2 separate regions of the Homo sapiens genome follow, and region 1 is linked to region 2. A link is a loop called in an ENCODE intact Hi-C map of the cell type or tissue named here. Cell type or tissue: psoas muscle. All regions are shown on one strand.

Region 1 (4,000 bases), 57 kb after region 2:
AAAGAATAGTACAATTTCAATAATTGTGGTTGAAATATGTTGTCAATTAAACCTAAATATTTAAGGAGACAAACTGTTGCCTTTTTAATGCATTGTAGTGAGTGAACTTAACAAATTAAAGAATTGGAGAGAAGTAAAATAGTTTGTACATTATCAGTGATACTTGTTTACAAGCTTTATTTTGTGTACATATATGTTAAAAGAGAAAACCATGAGCCATGTTTTAAAATATGTACTTGTTTTAGTTGTTGATTCACTGATGAAGAAATTTCTGATGTTAGGATTTTTTTTTTTTGTTTTTTAGCATACTGTTACTAGTGTTGTATGACCGTATTCTGGAGACTAGGCATCAGAACAAGGATAAATTTGTTATTAGTTGAAAAATCTGATTTTCATGGTAGGGTAATTCACAGTTTCTTTATAGCTTAGTGTTCTGTCTACCTCTAAGAGGTGGACAGGGTTCCTGAAAAGACTGAAATATTAAACCAGTACAACAAGGATTTCATTTTCAAAAAGAAAAAAACAAATATTAGGAAAAATGATTACAGTTTTTGGTCTTCAGTGTTTCATAACCAAGTGTTTATAAAAAAAAAGGACTTACTCTGCATCAGATTGAGAGCCCAGCAAAGTACAATTATAGTGTATAGTAAATGGACAAGTGGGTAGAAGGAACAAAGACTAAAGAAGAACTACATGGTGGAGGCCAGGCACAGAGGCTCGTGCCTGTAATCCCAGCGGCCGAGGCAGGCAGATCATGAGGTCAGGAGTTTGAGACCAGCCTGACCAACATGGTGAAACCCTGTCTCTACTAAAAATACAAAAATTAGCCGGGCGTGGTGGCACACACCTGTAATGCCAGCTACTCAGGAGGCTGAGGCAGGAGAATCGTTTGAACCCTGGAGGCAAAGGTTACAGTGAGCCAAGATTGCCCCACTGCACTCCAGCTTGGGCAACAGAGCAAGACTCAGTCTCAAAAAAAAAAAAGAACTACGTGGTAGAAAAATTGATGCTTGTGGGAATTTATTAGAGGACTGTGGGTTAAATTTAGTACTGAATGCAGCCTTTTGTTGTTTAAAAAATTTTTTTGAACTCACAGTCTACATCAGCATCAGCATCTGCGTCACCATTTCAATCTGCATGGTATAGTGAATCTGAGATAACTCAGGGAGCACGCTCAAGATCGCAGAACCAGCAACGGGATCATGATTCAAAAAGACCTAAACTTTCCTGTACAAACTGTACTACCTCAGCTGGGAGAAATGTTGGAAATGGTTTAAACACATTATCAGGTAAGAATGAGTTTCTGTAGGTATTTTAAGCCGTTTTTCTCCAGGTGTAACACAGTTGTTCTTAGTTTTGGAATGAGGCAAGTAGATTTTATATGAAGACAGTGGGTCAGAAATGTAGTGGAATTTCCAAAATCTTACTTTAAATTAATGCTAGAACTGATACTCTTCTGCATTTTTCTTGTAAAATTGATATAGATATCCTAAACAGGACATTAGCAGATTTTAATTAGAATAGCTGGTATTTTATGATAATCAAATTGGTAAATGTATGTATTCTTTTGGTTATTATATTTTGTAATTGTTACAAGGAAAGCTAAATCTACTGATATGTTTAAAATATTGCTTAAGCATGTCTTATATAAATGATAAACATTGTAGTACATAATATTTATTTTCAGAAAATACGGAGGCTAAGGCAGGATGATCGCTTGAGGCCAGGAGTTTAAGGCCAGCCTAGACAACATAGTGAGACCCTGTTTCTACCAAAAAAAAAAAAAGAGAGAATTAGCTGGGCATGGTGGTGCATGCCTGTAGTCCCCAGCCACTTGAGGGGCTGAGGCTGGAGGATCGCTTGGTCCCAGGAGTTTGAGGTTATGGTGAGCTATGATCATGCCAATGCACTGTAGCCTGGTAGACAGAGCAAGACTCTGTTTCTTAAACAAAAAACAAATACAGAAACTCTTGAGTTACAAAAAAATGGTGGTTATTTTAGTAGGAGTTCTTTTTTTTTTTTTTTTTTTTTTTTTTTTTTGGAGACGGAGTCTCGCTCTGTCGCCCAGGCTGGAGTGCAGTGGCGGGATCTCGGCTCACTGCAAGCTCCGCCTCCCGGGTTCACGCCATTCTCCTGCCTCAGCCTCCCAAGTAGCTGGGACTACAGGCGCCCGCCACTACGCCCGGCTAATTTTTTGTATTTTTAGTAGAGACGGGGTTTCACCGTTTTTAGCCGGGATGGTCTCGATCTCCTGACCTCGTGATCCGCCCACCTCGGCCTCCCAAAGCGCTGGGATTACAGGCGTGAGCCACCGCGCCCGGCCTAGTAGGAGTTCTATACAAGGGATTAGAAAGTCATAGTTTTAGTCCTCTAACTAGATGAGTGGCATTGGGCAAGATACTAACCACTCTGGGATTTGGATGGTCTATCCATAAAGCTTCATGCCTGGTATTATGTACTGAGACACATATTTTTCACACACGTTGAAAAGATCTTTTGTTGAAAGGTCAGGAGGCTACCGTCTCACTCATACTCCTCTTCCAATGAAATGTTAGCCAGTGCCAGTGTTTAAGAGGAGCCAAAACTTGTGGTGACACAATTGGAGGTAAAATTCTTTAAATGTTTGTGTATTACCAGTTGAAGTAGTGTAAGCAGTTCCTGTCTATTTTGATAAGCTGGAATGCCATGGGAAAGACGTGCCTATCTGAAGGATATTAAGAATGTTGTGATAGCTAAGAGCAGACTGTTAATAACTTTGTAGACAAACACCACTGTGCCAGAGATATTTTTGTTCTCTTCTGCTATGTGAAAACGTTATAAATACTCTAGGCCATTTCTCTTAATAAAGAGGAATTATTAAGGCTACTAAGATTAGGGAAGAAAGAATCAAAATTTCAAGGTAAATAGTGAAGGAAAGAGGTTTGAGACTTAATGTTTAATTTACTTTTAAATCATATCTAATAAAATTACGATAACTGTAACAATACTTTGATTCTTAGAATTAAGAATTCTAGAATAAAAAATCAAGCAACTGTGGTAGCAGTAAAAATAATTCTGATGAAATTGTGTTGTTCACATCTTCCCTTTCCGGATGCCTTTGATTTTGATACTGGCAGTTCTCCAGCATCACTTTCATTGACTTTTTTTGTGAAATTCTCCATCTTTGGCAAGATTTACATTTTTGTTCTGTAATCGTTTTACATAATGTATAGGTAGATGTTGTGAGAAGTGATTGAGACATTGACATTGTGTATGGGGTAGATTTTAATGTTAGGCAGAGAAGAATATGTTTAGAGTAGGAAATAATTTTATAAGTGATTAGTTCATTTGTGAATAGTTTTATGTTTTACTGAATTGTGTTTCTGATAACAACTATATAACCGGGGATTCTCATGATAAACAACAGTAAGGCCGGGTGCGGTGGCTCGTGCTGTGATCCCAGCACTTTGGGAGGCCGGGGTGGGCGGATCACTAGAGGTCAGGAGTTTGAGACCAGCCTGGCCGACAGGGTGAAACCCCATCTTCACTAAAAATACAAAAATTAGCCGGGCATGGTGGCACGCGCCTTGTAGTCCCAGATATTCAGGAGGCTGAGGCAGGAGAATCACTTGAACCCAGAAGGTGGAGGTTGCTGTGAGCTGAGATCGTGCCACTACACTCCAGCCTGGGTGACAGAGTGAGACTCCGTCTCAAATAATAATAATAATAATAAATAACACTAACTTTCCTCTCTATTACTGAAGATTGTCATCATCCAAAGCCTTGAAAGCTTTCTCTGAAATAAAACTTCTTCATTTATTTTAAGATTCATCTTGGAGGCATAGTCAAGTTCCTAGATCTTCATCAATGGTACTTGGATCATTTGGAACAGACTTAATGAGAGAGAGGAGAGATTTGGAGAGAAGAACAGATTCCTCTATTAGTAATCTTATGGATTATAGTCACCGAAGTGGTGATTTCACAACTTCATCATGTATGTATAAATTACATCAAGTATAAC
Region 2 (4,000 bases):
GATGTGCATCTTACAACATTCAGCTCTTAAAATTTTTTTTGCAATAATTTTACACTTAAAGAAAACATGTACAAACTACCTAGTGCCAAGATCTTGGTTTCTAAATATCATTCTCTAATAAAAGGAACAAAGAAACCTTGAAGAAATAGCTGATTACAGGGCTGGATGAGAGAAAATAGAAGAAAAGGCAAAAGCATCTTGTAGTACCAGAAAGCAAGGTAATGCTCAAAAAACAAAGGAATGGGGCCATGTTAAAGGGCCACAAAAGCCTACCACAGAGAACTCCCCATGGCCAATGCTGGAATAATTTGAGTGACAAAACAAATAATGGCATTATTACACTATACATAATGCCATATTACACTATAATGCAAAGAATAAAATAAATAAACATAAGTCCATACTGTTATTAATACATGATAAATAATAAATAAGAGTGAAATCTTCCTTACAGGATATGTAAGAGATATAGAAACTCCTCCCTCCAGGAGAAACTTAACTGCACCCCCTGACCTCAACTCCTTCCTTTCAGAGTGGGCTGGACTTAGTGACTCCTTTCCAAAGAAAAGAACAAGAAAAATTGGAATTTAACAATAAAGAATAATAGAGACTGGCCCTGGTGGCCCCCACCTGTAATCCCAATGCTTTGGGAGGCTGAGGCAGGAGGATCGCTGAAGGCCAGGAGTTCAAGACCACCTTGGGAAACATAGCCAAGACCTTGTCTCTACAAAAAATTTAAAAATAGTTAGCTGAGTGTAGTGGCATGTGCCTGTAGTCCCAGCTACTCAGGAGGCTGAGGCAGGAGGAGCCCTTGAACCCAGGAGTTCAAGGCTACATTGAGCTATGATAGCATCATTACATTCCAGCTTGAGCTATAGAGCTACTTTAAAAAGAGAGAGAGAGAGAAAATGGCAGATTACTACCTTAACTAAGATATCAAGGTTTACCTCACCAGAGAGATCATGTTGATAGCATCTACCCTCTGATATGATGTAATGAAAGGGTACTTTGCCTCTGCGGTATTATTTCCAAAAAACAAATAACCCCACTCCAATCATGAGAAATACATAAGGCAAACCAAAACGGAAAAACAGCCTACAAATGTCTCACCAATACTCCTCAAACTGTCAGAGTCATGAAAAACAATACTAAGAAACTATCACAGACCAGAGGAGATTTGAGAGATGTAGCAACTAAATGCAATGTAGTAACCTGAATTGGATCTTGAACAGAAGAGGGATATTAAAAAAATAATAAGTGAAATCTGAATGAAGTCTGGAGTTTAAAAAGACATTAACCGAAAAACAGGTGAAATCCAAATAGTCTGGGGTTTAGATAACAGTAATGTGCTAATGTTGGTTTCTTAGTTTAAAAAAATATACCACAGTAGGCCAGGCGTGGTGGCTCACACCTGTAATCCCAGCACTTTGGGAGGCCAAGGCGGACGGATCACAAGGTCAGGAGATCGAGACCACCCTGGCTAACATGGTGAAACCCTGTCTCTACTAAAAATACAAAAAATTAGCTGGGCATGGTGGCGGGTGCCTGTAGTCCCAGCTCCTCGGGAGGCTGAGGCAGGAGAATGGCGTCAACCCGGGTGGCGGAGCTTGCAGTGAGCCGAGATTGCGCCACTACGCTCCAGCCTGGGTGACAGAGCGAGACTCCATCTCAAAAAAAAAAAAAAAAAGGCACCATAGTAATTGAAAATATTAACACTAGAGGAAACTGAAACTGAGAAGGGTGTATTATACAGTAACTTGCTGTACTATTTTTTTCTTTTTCAACTGTGAAAATAGAGTATTTGGTTTTTGTCTCCAATTCCTGGCACAAACTTTATAAAACTCTGGAAGCTTCTTGAGTAACAATGAGGTGGAGGAGAATGTTTTGCTATTCATAGCAAGCTCCTTTCAACCATACCTGAATTTATGCTACTAAGGTGAACAGCCTCAAGATAGAGGCTGGTTGCCAGGGCAACCAACCATGTGATCAGATGGTTCCAACATTCAATCCTTTCCCCAGACCTCTGAGGGAGGGAAGAAAGGGTGGAGACTGTAGTCAATCACCAATGGACAATGATTTAATCAATCATGTCTCTGTAATGGAATCTTCATGAAAACCTTAATCTAACAGGTTCAGAGAGGTTCCAGGTTGAATGCATTAACATGCCAGGAGGCAGAATGTGTCCAAAGCTCCATGGAGACAGAAGCTCCTGTACTCAAGACCCTTCCAGACCTCACCCTATATGCCTCTTTATCTATTTGCGCATTTGTATCCTTTATAATAAACTGGTAATAGTAAAGTGTGTCCCTGAGTTCTGTAAGCTATTATAATAAATCGTTGAACATGAGGCAGAGGTTATGGGAACTCCCAATTTGTAGTCAAGTTAGTCAGAAGTACTGGAGAACTGGGATTTTGATTGGTGTCTGAAGCTGGAATTGAGGCAGTCTTGTGGGACTAAGCCCTACTTAGCCTGTGGGGTCTGATGCTAACTCTAGGTGGATAGCATCAGAACAAAATTGAATTGCATTGGTGTCCACAGTAAACTGGAGAATTCTTGGTGTGGAAAATTGATACATTTGGTATCAGAAATGTTGTGAGTACAGGACAAATTTTTTCTTTTATCTACTTTTACATATCTTAAATTATTATAAAGTAAAAGTTTATTTTCTATTTTACTATTGTTTTTTAAGGCAGAGTCTTGATCTGTCACCCAGGCTGAAAGGCAGTGTGAGATCCTAGTTCATTGCCACCTTGATCTCCCTGACTCAAGCAATCCTCCTGCCTCAGCCTTCCGAGTACCTGGGACTACAGGCATGTGCCACCACACCCAGCTAGTTTTTTTTAATTTTTAGTAGAGATGAGGTCTTGTTATGTTGTCCAGGCTTGCCTTGAACTCCTAAGCTCAAGCAGCTTCCCAAAATGCTGGGACTACAAGCATGAGACACCAGGTCCAGCCCAGACATTTATTTTTTAAAAACTACAAGGAATTTCCATATACATGTTACTCAGATTGCCCAAACTCAACGTTTTGCCACATTTAACTTATCAGTCTCTTTCTACTCCCTTTATAAAGATATTTTTCATCATTCCCTTTTACTCCTTAATATTTCAATGTATATTTCTGTTAAAAGTACATTTATCAAAATAAGGAAGTTAGTATTAATACAATACTATCCAATACAGACCGTCACATTTCACCAATTGTTTCACTAATGTACTTTATAACAAAAATATGAAAAAAGAGTAATATAAAATAAAAATTGGTTCCATTCTAACCCATGATCCAATCGAGGGTCATACATTATTTTTAATTGTCATACCTCTTTGGACTTCTTTGATCTGGAATGCATTCTTCAGTCTTTGTTTTTCATGACCTTGACATTTTTGAAAAGTACAAACCATTTATTTTGTGAAATGTCCCTCAATTTGGGCTTTACTGATTGTTCTTCATGTTTATGTTCAGGTTATGCATTTTTGCAGTAATACAGCAGAAGCGATGTGCTCTTGTGAATCCTGTCGAGATGCATGCTATTGGTCCCACTACTGTTAGTGTTAACTTTCACAACTTGGTAAAGGTGGTATATGTCATGTATGTCCATTGTATAGTTGCTATTTTTTTTTCCATTTTTGATTAGTATCTTGTGGGGAGATATTTTGAGTATGTAAAAACATCCTCCTTGTAACCAACTCTTCACAAAATACCGTAAAATCCATTAATGATTTTTGCCTGAAACAATTCCTGACTAGAATTCTATTCTACATCAACTTGTCTAGCTCCATAAAAGCGCACGTATTTTTCTCACAAATAGGACTTTTTATTTGCCACTATTATAAGTCTGAACTTTAAACAGATTCTTGGACTGGTGGTTCATATCCATCAACTCATTCAACTTTAACACCTGTCTCATCCCCAGTGGCTTTTCCAGTACTACTACCTTCACCATGAAGCTCCATGAGTTTTCCCAATTCAAACTTGGGCTTCTTCAGCATTTTTACTTTC

Evidence for each region. A loop is a pair of places that touch in the nucleus more often than their neighbours do. Peaks named below come from ENCODE experiments on the same cell type or tissue, not always from the same donor. Only the 100,000 strongest peaks of a DNase experiment are listed, where the experiment ranks them.
Region 1: a loop joins it to region 2, with 20 times the contacts of the local background. A loop is called at or near these places in 1 of 110 quality-filtered maps.

What each region holds. Positions count from the first base shown.
Region 1 is chr2:159,741,965-159,745,964 of GRCh38, forward strand. It overlaps MARCHF7 (membrane associated ring-CH-type finger 7), which reads left to right. Exons shown (of 12, transcript NM_001282805.2): 5 at 1,097-1,289; 6 at 3,806-3,973. Among named protein-coding and RNA genes, the nearest start is that of MARCHF7, 31 kb to the left of the region's middle. In psoas muscle, no CTCF peak of the experiment used is centred here; no DNase peak of the experiment used is centred here; H3K27ac peaks cover 340 bases.
Region 2 is chr2:159,685,372-159,689,371 of GRCh38, forward strand. It overlaps a transcript of BAZ2B not described here. Among named protein-coding and RNA genes, the nearest start is that of MARCHF7, 25 kb to the right of the region's middle. In psoas muscle, no CTCF peak of the experiment used is centred here; no DNase peak of the experiment used is centred here.